Linked DNA regions of Homo sapiens: region 1 is linked to region 2. The links are chromatin contacts, found by Hi-C in ENCODE. All regions are on one chromosome and are shown on one strand. Each heading gives the region's core, a stretch centred on a gene start or an enhancer-like site at or near the end of the contact. The rest is flanking DNA. Distances are from core to core; before and after follow the strand shown. Region 1 holds the start of BLOC1S4 (biogenesis of lysosomal organelles complex 1 subunit 4). Region 2 holds the start of CTBP1 (C-terminal binding protein 1).

The links. Hi-C counts contacts between places; a loop is a spot of excess contacts on that map. Pooled maps may share reads with other maps.
Region 1: a loop to region 2 is called in a pooled map, with 29 times the contacts of the local background. The contact joins the promoter of BLOC1S4 here to the promoter of CTBP1 in region 2. A Hi-C loop is called at or near these places in 2 of 37 single-sample maps with no recorded cell type and 5 of 50 pooled maps.

Annotation. Positions count from the first base shown.
Region 1 is chr4:6,714,545-6,717,787 of GRCh38, reverse strand. BLOC1S4 (biogenesis of lysosomal organelles complex 1 subunit 4) reads right to left here and starts at 1,614. Exons shown (of 1, transcript NM_018366.3): 1 at 124-1,614. The coding sequence starts at 1,578. The coding sequence ends at 925. RefSeq lists enhancers at 573-1,212, 1,695-1,894 and a silencer at 1,365-1,414.
Region 2 is chr4:1,246,854-1,250,379 of GRCh38, reverse strand. CTBP1 (C-terminal binding protein 1) reads left to right here and starts at 1,250. Exons shown (of 10, transcript NM_001012614.2): 1 at 1,250-1,464. CTBP1-DT (CTBP1 divergent transcript) reads right to left here and starts at 940. Exons shown (of 2, transcript NR_033339.1): 1 at 908-940; 2 at 1-269. RefSeq lists enhancers at 1-61, 122-171 and silencers at 542-1,471, 1,642-2,361.

The DNA of each region.
Region 1 (3,243 bases), core at 365-2,864, 5.5 Mb before region 2:
ACAGCTTTTCACATTAGCTCTCTAAAGGAGGTATACTCAAGCCCCTTTTCTTTATCCCACTACTAAAAAAGCACATGAGCAGTACGTCTATTTCAAACACACACAAGGAAATACGTAAAGCTCTTTTCAGAAGGAAATCATTTCCAATAAAACTCAAAATTTCTATTAACATTTAAATTATAAACCAAACATTGGCAACCCACATATATATATACACACACACACACATATGTTTGCTATGGACAAATGAAGACTGTGAGGTCATACTTTCAAATACAACTTTGGAATTAGTCACAAAAAATCAACATATATTCTCAGAAATTGTACCATTTCCTTTGGTCTACAATCCACGCTATAGGAGGTTTAATATAATATTAAATAATGTACCATTTACCCTAAAAGTAGGTTCTAGAAAACTGACTATTAGGATTGAATAACAAGGCTTTAATGGCTCAATTTTCTTATGATTATACAAACATATAAATCTTGAAAAGGTAACGCCATTTAGTAAAATCCATAAAAATAACAGTTTTGCCACAGTGCAGAGAAAAGTTCATTCAGTTTGATTCCCCATGCCCTCGACAAGCAGCTTTCTGATTAGAGCTGGAAGACACAGGCTGGGTGCAGTGGCGACCCCGTAGTCCCAGCTACTGGGGAGGCTGAGGTGGAAGGATCACTTGAGCCCAGGAGTTTCCGAACAGTCTGGGCAACATACCAAGACCCTGTCTCTTTTTTTAAACTTGGAAGACATAAAGTCTATACATTCTACACTGAATCATGAATATACTACGGAGAGTTTGTAGAAAGTAAACTTTAAAATCCCACACTCCAACATCATATATGTCCATAAGCAGGATTTGCAATTCACTTCATACTGGAGGTAAGCACCCCAGCTGGGGTCCTCTTGCCGCAGTGGTCAGGCCGTCAGAGCTGAGGCCTTTCACTGCAACAAGGGAAGTAGTCTTCGGTCCGAAACAGGACGGGGGCTTCGTAGCCGGCTTGCTGTGGCCTCGAGGGAGCAGACTTGCTAAAGAGCGAGGGCACGTTCATCGTGTGCAGGAGCTTCTTGAACGCCCTGGGGAAGGTGCCCAGCTCGGCCTCGGCCTTGGTGACCTGCTCCTCCATCCTGGCCACGCGGCCCCCCACCATCCTCACGAAGGCCTCCAGCCGGTCGATCCTGCTGTAGATGCGCCGCATCTCGGCGGCCTTCGCGTGGATGCGCGGCACGCCCTCGCTGACGACGTGGGACGAGTCGCCGCGAAGCATGTCCAGCATGCCCACGAACTCGTCCACTCTGGTAAGCAGGTCCTCTAGGCTCGCGTCCAGGGCCTCGACCTCGGGCCGCGCCCCGGCCCCGGGCAGCAGGCAGGCGGCGTAGCCCGCAGCGGCGCGGCGAAGCAGCGGCAGGTCGCGGCCCGGCGCGCCGTCCTCCGCGCCCTCGTCCTCCCACGGCCCCGAGGCGCTGCTGTGGCTCTGGGAAACAGTGCCACTGTCCCCGCTCCAGGCGGCGCCCTGCGGCTCGGCCTCTTCCGCGAGCCCCTCCGGCAGCGCTCCGCCATCCGAAAAGCTACCCTCCATGGCCCGCGACCACCCGACTGCGCAGCGCTCGCTTCCGGCCTCCGCGCGCTCACGCTCACGCACCCGCACACGCACGCACGCGCGCTCACGCCTTTGCTTCCGGCGGCCTGCGAGGGCGTCTGTTCACGCGCATCCACCTTTGTTTCCGGCCTCCCAGCGCGCTCACGCTCACGCATGCGCGCTCACGCTCACGCATGCGCGCTGCTGTTTTCTCACGCCCGAACTCACATTCAACCTTTTTTTTCTTTTTTAAGCGAAGGTATAGCAGGAATACAATACAGTGCATACATTTTAAGTGTGCACATTGATGACTTTGTACACATCCATACAACCATGCATCTTCTATCCAGACCAACAGGTAGGACATGTCCAGCACCCATGAACGTCTCCCTCCTGTCCTTCATTTCTTTTTGCTGTTTATAGTAAAATAAATGAGATAAGCAAGACGAAACACAAAAGGGATGGACCTTGACGACTTTGGATGATTTTTAAAGTCCTCAGCTTCGCCTGATTGCAAATGGCGTAAAACTAAGAAATAGTAATAGTTTCCAAGCAAATATCAAATCCAGGGTACTGCCAGAAAAAAACAAAGGTGAAGTTGAGATGTGACGGTTAAATCCTTTAAAATCTCAAAAAAAAAAGCAAAGACGGTGCCTGAGAATACCATTCAGTTAGACTAACAGCTCCTTAAAGAGATTAATGGTGTGGCTCACAGAGTCCATCAGTCAAACCACAAGGCCTCCAGAAGGCTTAAGGCTTGTTCGTCAGTATTAGCAGAAGCCCAAGATAGAGATGGACTTATCTCAAAGGGATTTGTAGGTAGCACTTTTGTTTAACGGAGTGAACCCCGATGAGATTCACAGGAGACCTATAAAGTTTTTTAAAGATAATTATATTGACACAAACATTGCAGATTGGACTGAAAGGAACAGGCCTTTGGATCCCCTCTCCCCAAACTTGTACAAGCAGGAATCAGACTGAGAAAAAGACTCATTGGCAAACACATGCCACATTTCACAAAAAAGGAAGTATAACTCAGGGCATGAAACCAGGAGCCCAGATGGTGGAACTGGGAGTCATGGAGTCCTAGACCTTGAGACTGGATGGCAGAGTTACTGTGGGCTGGCAACTTGTTTGTACTTCCAATTTCCCCCTTTTTGAACAGGAGTGGCAGTGGCTAATCTAGTCGTAGTGGAGCAGAACAGGTCTGTAGTGATTATCCTGTGCCAGCCCCACAACTGTATATTCCAGGCATGGGGGCAGAGAACTTGTCTCCTTAGTTTCAAAAGTCTACAGATCAAGAAGAATTGTACTCTAGGAGCTGAATTTAAGGAACTAAGCTCAGAAAGCCTCATCTACATCTGATCTTATTGAGAAGACAAAATTCTGGACTTAAAGCTGATGTGACAATAGGATAGTAATACCTAAAACTACATGAGATTTAAAAAAATGTAACTTTTGGGGACCTTGGATAGAGGGGAGTGTGGTTAGCACGTTAAAATGGCATGAAGAATTGGTAGTCAGGGGGCAAACTGTGATTGCTAGCCAGCCTTCAAGATGACTCCCAGTGATTTCTTACTCCTGGTATTCTCACTCTTGTGTATTCCCTCTTGTCGAGTATGTACTGGACTTAGTGACTTCATTTGCTCATAATAAACTGAAAAA
Region 2 (3,526 bases), core at 1-2,500:
CCTCACCCTCCCCAAAGCTCTGGTGACACCTGCCAGGTTTCCTCCAGGCCACAGCTCGGCAGCCCGATCTTAGAACAGAACGTGGCACGCAGGGCAGGTCTGGCTGAGGGCCCAGCATTGTCAGCGGGGTTGGAGGTCTTCCCGGGCCTCGAAGGGGAGACGTAGGCTTCTCAGGGCAGCCCAGGACGCGTCCTCACGAACCACAGCGAAATTACAGCAGGTATCTCGCGGATAGGAGTCTGCATCATTCCGTCTCCATGCCGTGGTTTCTGAAATTATGCAACTATCTCGGCATTCCAGAGGGCTCAGAGTAGCCACGCGCAGAGGCCCTCCCCATGGGGTGGATGGAAGCGTCCACTCGCGGCGCGAGGAATATCCCTGGGCCCCTCGGGAGAGTCTGCAGGGGCAGCCCCTGGGTGAGCAGGCCCAGTGCGGCCTCTCCCTGAAGGGACTTTCGGGCCCTCCCGGGTCGGGGCTTCACCGGTAGCAGGCAGGGCTTTGATATTAATGCTTAAAGGGAAAGCAGAGCTGAGCTGTCAGGACGTTGGTTAGCTACAAACCCTACTCTTGTTAAAAGAGAAATGGGGTCGGGGAAGGGGTTCTCCAGCCCTGAACTTCCCGGGCCGGGCAGGACGCGGTCCCTCCAGGAGTCGGGGCTCCCCCGCCTGGGGACGCACTGGGGCAGGCGCGCTTCTCCTCTCGGGGTCCCATGTGCCGCCGGCTCTCGGACGGTAAATCAGGGCTCGGGTGGGGGCGATGGGGGGCCCGCGGCCTCGGTGCCCCTGGCCAGCCTCGGAGGCGCACGGGCCAGGCCGCGGGGCGAGAAGCGAGCGCGGGAGGGCGGCAGCTGGCGGAGCGGGAAGGGAGCGGGGCGGCTGCGGCTGCGGCGCGGAGGAGCGCCATTTACGTTCGGGCCCGCGCCAGGCGCTGACGTGGGCGGCCCTGTCTCGGCTTCCGGGCCCGCAGGGTCCTCGGGGCGGACGGCGCTCCCGCCAGCGGCGCTGAGTCCGGCCCGACCCTGCCCGACTTCCTCGGGGACAGGCGGTTTAGAACGTGCGGAACACCAGGCCCGGGGCCTCCGCCGGGCTGCAGCCCCGCGAGCTTCCCGCCAGGCTCCCGCCCCGCCCCGCCCCGCAGCCGCGTCCCGGCCGGGCGGGCCCTGAGCCGCCCGCGTGAGTCCGTGCGCCGCCCGCGCTGGGAACCAGGAGACCAACCGCGAGGCCCCGCCCGCGCGCGCCGCCGTGTCCCCGCCCGCGCGGTCGTCGGAGCGCGGCTCAGCGGCGCGGCGGAGACTCGGCACGGCGGCGGCCAGGCGCAGGCGGGCGGGCGGAGCAGCGGACGGCGCCGAGGCCGCCCCACGCGCCGGGCTCGCGGCGGCGCAGCGCGCCGGAGTGGTCGGGGCCCGCGGCCGCTCGCGCCTCTCGATGGGCAGCTCGCACTTGCTCAACAAGGGCCTGCCGCTTGGTAAGGCCGCGCGCGCGCGCGTTTCCGGCCGCGGGCGGGGGCGGGGCGGGGCGGGTGCCGCGCGGGCGGGGGGCGCGGGGGCGGACCGAGCGCGCGCCCGCGGGCCGCCGGCTTTGTGTGCGAGTGCGCGTGCGCGCCGGCGTCCGCGCGTGGCCGCGGTCGGGGGCGGGACCGCGGGAAGGGTCTTGCGCATGCGCGGGCCGCTGCGTGTGCGCGAGCGCCGCAGTCTGCTCTCCCCGCCCGCGGCCCGTGCAGGTGACACAAAAGGGCCTGTGGGCCTCTGGGCTGCCCCGCCGGACCCCCAGCTCCACCGACCCCAGCCCCGTCGGACCCGGGACGGCACCCCGGGTCCCGATCCCCGGCCGCTACCCCGTCCCCGGTCATGACCCCGTGGCTGGGCCTGCGGGGCCGGGATGGGGCGGGAGCCGTGCGCAGCTCGGGGTGTCCTGGGGCGCGCGCTCCCGGGCCACTCGCGGGAGCGCGCCTCCCGCGGGGAGGCCGCCGGCGACCGTGGCCGCGCGCTGTGGGGGAAGGGGACGGGGCGCGGGTGCCGGGTATGACCGTGGAGGAGGCCGCTGCCCTCAGACCGGGCCCAAAGCGCAGCCCCCGGCGGTGACGCGGGAGGGCCCGGGGTCTCCGTTCCCGCGAACTCCGCGAGGTCCCGGACCGGCCCAGCGCCCCCACCTGCCCTTGCCTGGGCCCGCCCAGGTCCCGGGGCGCCTTCCTCGCGGGCTGCGGCCGCGGAAGCAGGGAGCACGGGCGGGCGCCGGGCTTGCCACCATCGCCATCTTGCAGCGCCCGCGTCCTGGGCCGGCCCGAGCCGCTGCGCGGAGCCTCTCTTTCCCTCGACCCGGCTGCAAAGGCAGAGTCCGTGCGCCTGAGCCCCGGGCCGAGACTGGAGCGTTCTCTGGCGGCCTCCAAGGGCGCCGGTGTCTGGAAGCCCGGCCTGGGCCAGATCCCTTTTGCTGTCGTCTCCGTGATTGCCGGGACAGAATTCCCTTCCAGTGGGGAAAAGGGAAGGCGGTCGCGCCCTTCCCGGTGCCCTGAGTGGGGAGGTGAAACCCTGAGAGTTGGGGCAAGAGGGCCTGGAGCTAGGGCCGAGGCGGCGGGTGCGCAGGGTGTTCCGTTGAGCCCGAGCCCCCCCCCCCTCCCCGGCCTCTCCACCGTTTCTGTAGGAGCGCGGCAGGGAGCACACGTCCCTCGGGAAGAAAACGGCGCTGGCGGCTGGGCCCGCACCGCGGCCGTCCTCGCTGAGCTCCTAGCGCGTGGCCTTTGCGCGTCTGTGTACCCGTCTGCAGCTTGGGGCAGGGTTGGGGGAGAACCGTGGGGTAACTATTTGCCGTTGCAGCTGAGGATGACAGCTGCGGTTTGGGGGTCCCCCTTTCTGTGTCCTGGAACTTTGTAGGGCGTGGCTCTGCCCTGGGCCTCAGCACCCGGCCTCCCAGGTCTCCCCTGCCTGCCCGGGCCTGGCCACCTCCCTCTGGGGTCTGGGTTTGGCTCCTGGTTGGGGCTGTCGGCTCCGCAGACGCCTTTTGCTCTCTGTGATTCTGTTGCCCATCTTTGAGCACCTGCTTCCATACAGGCGTCCTCTGCAGAGCTCTGGGAGGGACACGCACTGGGGGTGGCATCTGGTCACTCCTGGGGGTGCCTCGTCCGCCTGCCCGGCCATTTTTGGGGTGTCTGCCATGTCCCCAACATGCACTTCTTCCTGTCAGCCTTGACCAGGGCAGCTGTTAGTTCTGAGAGGTGGGCGTGTGGTTGGGGATGTCAGCGAGTAGGATCTTCCCTTTTACTCGCTTGTCATTAACCTGAGAACGTGGCAGTGGGGGAGGAGAGGCTTGGCCCGGGGTGCACAGGACTGTGGGCTGGTCCTGTCCCTCTGATGAGTGGGACGAGCCTTGGTCCAGTCCTGTGGGCTTGGCGCAGAGCCGGCCCCCTGCCATGTCCTGGTGGGATTGGAAGTGCTGGCTCGTCCTGTCTGCCTCCCCCAAGGGCTGGGAGCCCCCCACTCTTTGGACATTTGTAGTGTAAGCAGACAGCAACTGTTAACCATCATTCTGTT